Linked DNA regions of Homo sapiens: region 1 is linked to region 2. Evidence: chromatin loops called from intact Hi-C (ENCODE). Cell type or tissue: GM12878. All regions are shown on one strand.

Evidence for each region. Hi-C counts contacts between places; a loop is a spot of excess contacts. Peaks named below come from ENCODE experiments on the same cell type or tissue, not always from the same donor. Only the 100,000 strongest peaks of a DNase experiment are listed, where the experiment ranks them.
Region 1: a loop joins it to region 2, with 4 times the contacts of the local background. A loop is called at or near these places in 9 of 110 quality-filtered maps.

What each region holds. Positions count from the first base shown.
Region 1 is chr13:109,230,676-109,235,675 of GRCh38, reverse strand. No RefSeq gene overlaps it. Among named protein-coding and RNA genes, the nearest start is that of LINC03061, 32 kb to the left of the region's middle. In GM12878, no CTCF peak of the experiment used is centred here; a DNase peak (open chromatin) is centred at 2,194.
Region 2 is chr13:109,159,295-109,164,294 of GRCh38, reverse strand. All of the region lies in intron 32 of MYO16 (myosin XVI), which reads right to left. It overlaps MYO16-AS1 (MYO16 antisense RNA 1), which reads left to right. Exons shown (of 3, transcript NR_047700.1): 3 at 204-390. LOC105370356 (a long non-coding RNA gene) reads left to right here and starts at 4,507. Exons shown (of 5, transcript XR_931717.3): 1 at 4,507-4,603. RefSeq lists a silencer at 1,972-2,031 and enhancers at 3,935-4,440, 4,441-4,946. In GM12878, no CTCF peak of the experiment used is centred here; DNase peaks (open chromatin) are centred at 1,364, 1,914, 2,822 and 3,754; H3K4me3 peaks cover 1,337 bases; H3K27ac peaks cover 1,403 bases.

The sequences.
Region 1 (5,000 bases), 71 kb before region 2:
CTCCAGTACCTGGTGACCCTTGCTGGTGCTTTCATGTTTTGTGCCGAGGCAATTAGACTTTGTGCTGAATTTGTTTGTGCTGCCACCTCAGGGAAGGGGTGGAATGTGCAGCGTGGTTTCCATTTGACATTGTTTTCCCTGAGAGATGGGAGGGCTGAACGTTACCTCTTGACAAGTCTTAGTGGACAGAGGGGCCCGGATACCCAAGCGCCTTAGTTCTTAGGGCTGGGTATTAGTTCATTTTCACACTGCTGATAAAGACATACTCGATACTGGGAAGAAAAAGAGGTTTAATTGGACTCCCACATGGCTGGGGAGGTCTCAGAATCACTGCAGGAGGTAAAAGGCACTTCTTACATGGCGGCAGCAAGAGAAAATGAGAAAGATGCAAAAGCGGAAACCCCTGATAAAGCCAACAGATATTGTGAGACTTATTCAGTACGACGAGAACAGTATCGGAAACCCCTGATAAAGCCAACAGATATGGTGAGACTTATTCACTACCACAAGAACAGTATGGGGGAAACCGCCCCCATGATTCAAATTATCTCCCACCAGGTCCCTCCCACAACACATGGGAATTATGGGAGTGCAACTGAAGATGAGATTTGGGTGAGGACACAGAGCCAAACCATATCAGGCTGCTATAACAAAATACCATAGACTGGGCAATTTATAAGCCACACAAATGTATTGCTCAGCTCTAGAGGCTGAGAAGTCCCAGATCAAGGCACCAGCAGGTTTGGTGTCTTATGAGAGCTCTCTGCTTTGAAGACGGTGCATTCTCACTGCATCCTCAAGTGTCAGGAAGGGCAAGGGACCTCACGCACACCCCCTTTTTAAGGGCACTAATCTCATTCATGAGGGTGGAGCCCTCATGACTTACTCAGTTCCCAAAGGTCCCATGTTTTAATATGATATTAGGTTTCAACATATGGTTTTCGTGGGACACCAACATTCAGAACATAGCACTGGGGTCCTGCCATTCTCTCTGACTGAGCCTTTTGACATGTGCTAAGCCTATATATTCTGCTTGGCTAATAGTGGAAAAGGGGAGATGTCTGTGTTGCACACCTGGCTTCTCCTATGAGGGTATCCCAGCTAAGTATCTTCAGGGAGTCCTGGTGCCCCTTTGTGTCCATGGAGTGCTGTGGGATCTGCCCCCCATTGGCCATGGCCCTCCTGCATGCATGTTATGCTGTGATTTCCTTTGCAATTCTATTGCCACTACATTCCACATTTAAGGGATTTTCCCCCACATTTTCTGATCCATCAAAAGTCCTGTGTAATGATTTACATGTTAAACCAATATTTGTTACATTGTTTTTAGAAATTTGGGATGATGCGGATATCATAAGTGATACCATAAGTGTCACAGCCTGATATCTTGAAAACTCTTTAACCGGTTCTCATTCATTCATTTATGCACCCTTTAGTTTATTCATCCATTAATAGTATATTGCTGTTCTCTGTGTGCCAAGGACTGTTCTGGAATCTGAGACATACGAAGATTTCTTACATCCCCACAGTTGAGTGAGAATGACAGAAATCATGACACCAGCTGGCAGGTGCTGCAGTGAAGGTGTATGCAGAGGAGTTTTGAGAACTTAGAAGGGAAGAGTCATTTAGTAGAAGAGAGTACATCTGAGCTTCCCATTTCTGGGACTCTCTATGTCCAGCATGGTAATGGAGTCTTACATTCATCTCCTTTTTCACCTGCCAGTTTTCACTGATTCTTATGTCTCAGTATAAATTCCACTTTGGAAAATACTTTCATGACTCCTTTAAGCAAACCTGATTTATTCTTTAAATTTTTATTATGCCTTGTACTTTTGCCTTCATAGTGCTTGACAACACCACTTTTCAAATGGTTATATGTGGAATTATTCTGTTTTTCTGCCTACTGTAACATCAATACGTATTCCATGCCAAATGTGCAGAGGAGGAGTTTCAGAAATCTATGTTTAAATGTGAATAAATGAACTTGCTCTAGGTGATCCATACATAAAGGATAAGGATATGCACAGAGAAAATTTCAGTGGGATTCTCTGTGAATTTCATACCAAAGTATCAGACCTATTTCTCAGTTGAAAATGCAAGGAGAATGCATGCACTAACTTAGTCTCATTCTCACACAAATGACTAATCCACGGTGAGAGTGAAACTGCATTTCTTTTCGCTGCTCTCTCTTTGCCCTCTTCATCTGGCTGAAGAGAGGAACAAGTAGTCCCGGCCACATCCCAGCTCCACCAGCTTCTGGCAGGCCCACCACAGATAGCCATTCAACAAGGGGGTAGGGACCCTTTCGTTCAACAGCTACCCAGTGCTGGGGTGTCATTTCTCATCCAATGAATGATCCGGGTCACAGTTCTGAGTGAGCAAACATTTTTCGATGTGTGAACAGTCCTCTTGTAACTGCCATAAAAAGGAGAGGATATAAAGAGGCCGTGAATAGAGGTAAAGTAAAAAACAAAAAAAAACAAAAAACCCCAAAAAAACCCAACAACTACAACAACAAAAACACCCAACAATAAACCACAGGAAGCAAGAAAGCATCCAAAAAGTAAACGTGGGTCTGATAGCTGAAAGCAAAGTACTACATTTTGGAATATTCTTTTCTTTGATTTATTTTCCAGTGGTATGCTTCTCAAGGTAATATATCACCATATGTTTTCTTATTTAGAGATTACAGTGAAAGCATGGGCCACATGTCAACTGAATTCATTGGTAGCACATTTTTTTTTACTTCATTTCACCTGGCATTAATGGCTTGACAGGAGCTGTGGGAAGGTTTATTCTTGATTAAGGCATGGAAATTCAAACCAAGTCAACATTAGGTATAACATAAAAACTTCTAAACAAATTTTAGATTGAAATTTTGAACCAGGAATAGTTACATATGAAAATATCAGTATGACTTGAGACTAACATAGAACAAACTATTACTGAAATTCCGCAAGTTGTGCAGAAAACAAAAAAAAAGACATGAATTTTATCTGCACAATTTCTAACCTGTATTAGTGTCACAACCCCCAAAATTAGAGTGAAAATGCAAGCCCAGGGAGAAGAGAAATCAATGACCTTTAGAATTCACAGCATTTTTTCTAGTGTCGTTTTTAACTTATTTTCCCAAATGGATTCTCAACAAAATAAGGCAAAAGTAAAACAAATGAATAACCCTTATCCCATTTATCCCTTTGAGATGGATGAGAACTTGTTTTGTTTCATTTTGCTTTTTTACCTTTGTCCTTAGGTGAGACCACTCCAAGTTATTTCAAGCAAGTGGGATTTGGTATCATGTTAAGGGACATGGGGGAATTTTCACACCAGTCTTTGTAACCTGTTCCAATGTGCATATGCTCTGCAGTCTACAAAAGATGAGTTGCCTCTCAGAAGGGAGCCATGGGAGGCCACACTCAGGATGCTTTTGGAGTCTCATTCCATGGCTGGTTATTCCTACCTTCTAGAATGCCGAAATCCTGTGAACAGTTGATTCCTTCTAGAGGTTGTCTCAACTGTCTTTTCTCCATTAGCATGATTCACCAAATAGTAATTTCTTTAGGAAACATAGAAATCATATAGATGTGCTATTTTCAGAGAGGCTGCCAAACCTCCATGCACAGATAGTGCTGTGAGTGCTGCCTGTGGGGCAGAGGTTTGGCAGCTGGTCTTTATACAGAGAAGTGGAAAGTTTGGAAACAGAGAGCCCTAGATCAAACTTCATGCTGGGTGACCTCTGCCTTGTCCTTTCTTAGCCTCAATTTGCTCAACTATAGAAGAAGGATTAACGCATTATGTTTGAGGGGAATAAATGAGATAAATTCAATAAAAAAAACAATTTTCCTGCTTTTGGCCAGACAAAAGCATATTAGGGTGCAAGTGTAGGGTGGTTGGATGCAAAGCAGTGCCCCATGCACACTAAGCCTCAGATCTGCTGCATCCAGTGACCCTCCAAACTACCCTTATGTGCATCCCACTGAGTTTATCATTTAGAAGGACATGCATGTTCATTTACTCCATCTTACAGATTTTGATAAGAAAGTTAATATGGAGAAAGTTTAAAAAACTTTGCTTGTTGGTTAGAATACTTAAAGCTGAAAGAAATGTTGAGGTAGTAAAACTGTTCATTTTATTAAGGCAGCAGAAAGGTGCAGTGACTTGTCTAAGGTCAGAAGGCTTATTGGTGACACACATGCACATGGAACTCGGCCTCCTCACTTTAAGGTTTACAGTGTTTGCTTTACTATGTTAACATTGTTCTGTGTGTGTTTCAGGCACATTAATGGAACCTGCATCTGCTGGCTGTTGTATTGCTACCCTTTCTTCTGCAAAAATCTTCCTTTACATGCTCAATTGCAAGACTATCTTTTTTGCTCCTTCAAGTCATGATGTAAACGTTTATTAACTAAATGATTAGAAAAATGGCTTTTTAGGGCCGGGCACAGTGGCTCACGCTTGTAATCCCAGCACTTTGGGAGGCTGAGGTGGGCAGATCACGAGATCAGTAGTTCAAGACCAGCCTCACCAACATGGTGACACCCCATCTCTACTAAAAATACAAAAATTAGCCTGGCATGGTGGTGCATGCCTATAATCCCAGCTACACAGGAGGCTGAGCCAGGAGAATCACTTGGACCTGGCAGGAGGAGGTTGCAGTGAGCTGAGATTGCGCCATTGGACTCCAGCCTGGGCAACAGAGCAAGACTCTGTCAAAAAACAAACAAACAAAAAAACAAAAAAAAAGAGGCCCAAAAGTATTTTTACATACACTGCATTGGTTTTATCAGAAAAATAAAATGGGAAGAGTCACATCTCCCTCAGCTAAGAAGATAGATTACTTGTCTGGTCCCCCTTTCAAAAGACTTGAAGGTACTAAGATTTCCTAGGTCCTTCACCTTATGACTGTGTGCCAATTTGCAGGCACTAGTTGGGACCTCTGTTCATGAGTCAGCTTCATGGGGATGGTTTTCTAGCTTGTTCCTTCACCACATTTGCAGGTT
Region 2 (5,000 bases):
TTAAAGTGATGTAATATTAATAAAGTGAAACACAGCAAATGCTTCTATTTGGAAAAATGTCCAATGGAGGTAGGTTTCCCCATGGTCACTGCATTACCCTTAGGCACAAAATCAGACTTTGCAAATCAGGCACAACTGCCATCAAGGGGCCAGACATCCCCCCATCACCACCTCTGCCAAGTTCCCTTTCTCTGACTTCACAGGTGCACCTGGGATTGGCTCTTGCTTCCTAAGGAACCTCAAAAAAGCTGCAACCTATTGGAGACTTTTGATTCAGCATCAAGGATATGCGTGAGACTTTGGTTCTTTTCTGTTGGGACACAGTTGATTCTGACTGTCTTAAAGTTAGGCTTTTCTAAAGATTTAGACTAATAAATTATTTGAATGGGACAACACACATCATTTGCTTTATTATACTTTAAATATGGCAGAACGGTGTATTACCACCCCAATCCCAATCACCGGTACCTCCATAGGCAGAGATGTTATCCTTATTTTGCTGAAGAAGGAATTAGGGTTACTCAGAGTCATGCAGTTGGAAAGAGATAGAATGGAACTTTAACCTGTATGTTCTGATTATTATTCAGTCTTTATTTTTCATTAAAAGACAAATTGGATTATGTCATTTCCATGCTGAAAAGTTTTGGATAAACTGCTGTTGGTTGCAATCTACAGAAAGAAGGTAGGAAGGAGACAGGGAGGGAAGGAGGGAGGAAGACAGGAAAACAATGAAAGAAAGCAAAAAAGGAAAGAAAGGGAGGGAGGGAAGGAGGGAGGTGGGAGGGAGGGAGGGAAGGAGGGAGTGGGGAGGGATGGAGGGAAGGAAGGAAGGAAGGAAGGGAAGGTTCCATCTCCCCAGAGCTTATCTCTCAAGGCTGGTCTTGACTTGGTCCCTCTTAACTCCTACCTTGACATTATCTCCTCTTGCCTCTCGAGACATACCCTCAAATAGCACTACAAGCAATGCATGTTTATCCAAATTCTCCATATTGACTCCTGTTTTCTTGCTTTGGTGCACTCAAGCCCTCTCCCGCATCAACCCCAAGTCTTCCTACCCACCAGTCAGGACCTTGGTCAGATCACCCGCAGGGACCTCTCCTTTACAGCACAGAGCACAGCCTGTTCTGCCCAGAAAGGAAAGCAGGTCAAGATTTATGAGCAGGAAACGCTGGATAGATGGAATAAAGGCAAAACTATCGGCATTTTGAAAACTAGGCAGAAGAGTTTAAATTTAAATGATCCAGCGAGCCACTGTGGCTCCTGACTCCATTATACATAAAAAACAAAGACCTTCAGTCAAGTTAGCATGTACAAGAATGGCAACAAAAGTGAAAGTCAGGTGATCTTAACTGTTTTAGCTCTTGACAATGAGCAATTATTGAATGGGCTGAAACTGAAAGAATACTTATTCAATGTGGTCAACTCTAGTTTGGCTTTTTTTTATTTCTGTTAAGCTTCCGAATGCCAGTAAAACAGGTTCTGTTTTAAAACTGGCTCAAGATGTACTCACCTGCTTTTATGTTGCTTTCACCTATTTTATTTTTGCACTCTTTAATTCAGTTATTTATTGGGTGCCTACTATGTGCCAGATACTCACTGAGTGCGGGAGATACATAATGAATACCACTGCCTGGTACCTGGGAGCTTCTCTCCCAAAAAGGTGATTGGCAATAAACAAGCAGATACACAAGCAGATAATTAAACGTGGTGGACTCACAGCTACGTGGAAAACCTAGTAAGTGGAAAACACTGGTGGGCAGCCAGGCAAGGTGGGTGAGGTCCATGAGGTTGCATTTCAGCTCGTGATTTTAGAAAGGCAACCTCCACACCATGTGTAAATACCCCAAAGCAGGAAAGAGCTCACCATGTTCAAGAAACCAGGTACTAATGAGTCAGGGCCTGGGAAACCACCAAAGAGGAACTGAGAGGTTTTATTCTCAGCGCAGTGAGGGCTTCCCCAAGGCTTTGAATGAGCACAGTCCTCTTACACCTGGTGGCAATAAACGAATCCTCTAAGGCACTTGCTGACTCTCAGTCTGAGTACTTCAGGCTGGCCTCCCTCACAACTGATTTCTATCTCATCAACTGATGTATTTAAATTGCAGCCAAAATTCTCATTTTTGCAATTAAAGTTTAAACGTATTTCTATTTTTCAATTGGCAGGTTAAACTATAGCCAAGACATGTTTTTTGGGCTTTGTTTTGTTTTTTGAGGCAGAGTCTCTCACTCTGTTGCCCAGGCTGGAGGGCAGTGGCACGATCTCAGCTCCCTGCAACCTCTGCCTCCTGGGAGATTCTCCTGCCTCAGCCTCCAGAGTAGCTGTGATTACAGGTGCATGCCACCATGCCCGGCTAATTTTTGTATTTTTTAGGAGAGTGAGGGTTTCATCATGTTGGTCAGGTTGGTCTCAAACTTCAAGTGATCTGCCTTCCTTGGCCTCCCATAGTGCTGGGATTTCAGACATGAGCCACTGTGCTCGGCCACCATGACATGCTTTTAAACGGTCACACAGGTTAGGCTGAAATCCTTAAATTATCTGCTAAATTTTAGTTTTTTAAATCTTAATTTATAATTAAATTTTAATTTTTTAAATCTTAAAAACATTTATCTACTTAAGCCTGGCTCTGGATGGGAATAAGGGAAAAGGCCCTTCTTAACGTAAGGCATAAGAACTAATGGTCAGCATGATACTTCCTCACATTGCTCTTACAATAGTTACCATCACCCAGGTGTATATTAGGTGCCAATTCCCTGCTAGATGTGGTGCTTGGTTTAGCTCTGTTCTCATGACAATTCTGGAGAGTTGTCACTATTACACCTATTTTCGAGATGAGATCATTGAGGCTTGGGGAAGTTAATCTCTGTGTAAACATTTCACAACTCATGGCAAGGCAGCCAGATTCAGACTGAGGCCCAGAGGGCTCAGCAGTCCCCACACAGTCATTCTTTTACTCTTGGCTCCTCTATGTAAAGTTTTCCTTCACTGTTTCATTTGTTGATGTAAAGGATAGGATATGGGAGCTTCTTTCCTGTGACGAGTTTACCACCCAGGCCTCAGTGGTAATGAACTGAAAACTGTAGGTTGCAAAGCTGCACTCTGGCAGCTGCAATAGTGCTGCGGCTTCAGTATCGACATCCCCACTTTGGGGTTCTCCTCTGCTTGTAGTAGCCGCGGCATTCTACTGAATTATGCATCAGCCTCCGCTCATAAACACCCTTCTCCCAGTTAGATCCAAACACGTGAAAGCAGCCGTGCCCTGACTTGTTAATTTCTAGATTCAACACACTGAGGATTGAATGCAGAAACTCTGGATGGTTGGGTTCTCCCGTAAAGTGGTAGCTTAGCACACAACATTCCTTGTCAAAAGCATTCCCACTACCCAGCACTTCAGCAGTGAGGGAATTACAACAATCAGAAATCAAGAGGACAATGGCATTAAGTCTGAAGAGGTCTTTGTTAAAAGTGCATATACATGATGCATGCTTTCAGGAGAATTTTAGAAATAATACAGTGCAAACAAAGTCATCAAGACTTTTCATGCCTTCAAGCAGTGGCCAGCAGGGTTCTGAGAATGAAGAAAAGTCACATCAAAAGAAAATATTTGAAACTCTCAGTGAATTTAGTTAAACAACTAAGGAAGTGAATACTGTACATCCTGTATAATATTTAAAGGTGTGTCTGAGACATTTTTGTGCCTCTGTATCTAGTGAAGTAAGGGGTTGTGTAGTTCAGTGGCATCCTGTGGTTGGGTCCATGGAAACACGGGTTGGTTTGGACACCTGCAGTGTTTTCTTTTGGCCTATTAACAAGATTTCTCTGTGACCTCGGGCTCGGTGCTATTTTTACAGGTACGAGAGAATTGAATCACATCAGGATCTGACTCAAAAATAAAGTCTTGGCCTTTGCATTAAGATATGATTATTAATTACAAGTTTGCAGTGTAGGTACATTTAAGGTGAATTTTAATCTAGCGAGAGCAAATCTCTAAATGTTGATACAAAAAATTCGGTTGTCTTGTGCTAGTTTTTATATAACTGAAATATCACTCCCAGTCAATGTGATTCTGTTTTAAATCATGGCTCTTGATAGGAGGTGCTTTCTGACCCCCAGGGGACATTCAGCAATGTCTGGAGACATTTTTAGTTGTCACAACCGGGCGATGGGGTGTGCTACTGACGTCTGGTGAGCAGAGGCCAGAAATGCTGCAAAACATCCTATAACACACAGGACGGTCCCCCAACCTAGAATTATAGTATCCAGCTCAGAATGTCCATTGTACTGAGGCCGAGAAACCTCGCTTTAAAACATAAGTCGGATCATGTCATTCCCGACTCCAGCCTCTCTGCTGCTTTCTGAGTTGATTCACATTAAGATCCAAAGGCTTCCTGAGGCTGAGAGGACCTTGCATGCCCTGACTCCTGCTGGCCTTGGGCCCCAGCCCCCCTTACACGCCTTAGGCCTTGGCCTCGGTCTTGCCTTCCCGGCCCTGTCAGCCTCCCAGCCTCTCTCTCCTTCTCCAGCGTCCAGCAGGGCATGGCAGCTGCACTGTGTTCAGGCCTTCTGGATGACCTTCTGAAAAACAGCACCTGTCTTCCTCGCCAGGTCAGTTCCTGTCCCCACTCCTTGCTTTAGTTTTCTACACAGTCCTTCTCACTGCATGGCACAGAACAGCCCAATTGTTTGTTTTGTGTCTCCTTCCTCTGGAATGTGGGCAAATACAATGTGCGTTGTATTTTCAGTGCCTAGAATAGAGCCCGGCTCACAGATGGCACTCAATTAATATTTGTTGAAAAAGAAAAAAGATGAATGAACAATAAATTAGTTTTAATAATGTTGCTATAGAAATTCTCTTTCTGAAAGGAGCTACACTTTCCATACCTGTAAAATAGCTTGCACATTTACTAAATGAAAATTTTATGCAAATAAGTACAGTAAAGCCACGCACCACAATGATCATTTTTCCCCATTCACACAAGATTGACAACTTACGGAAGCACTT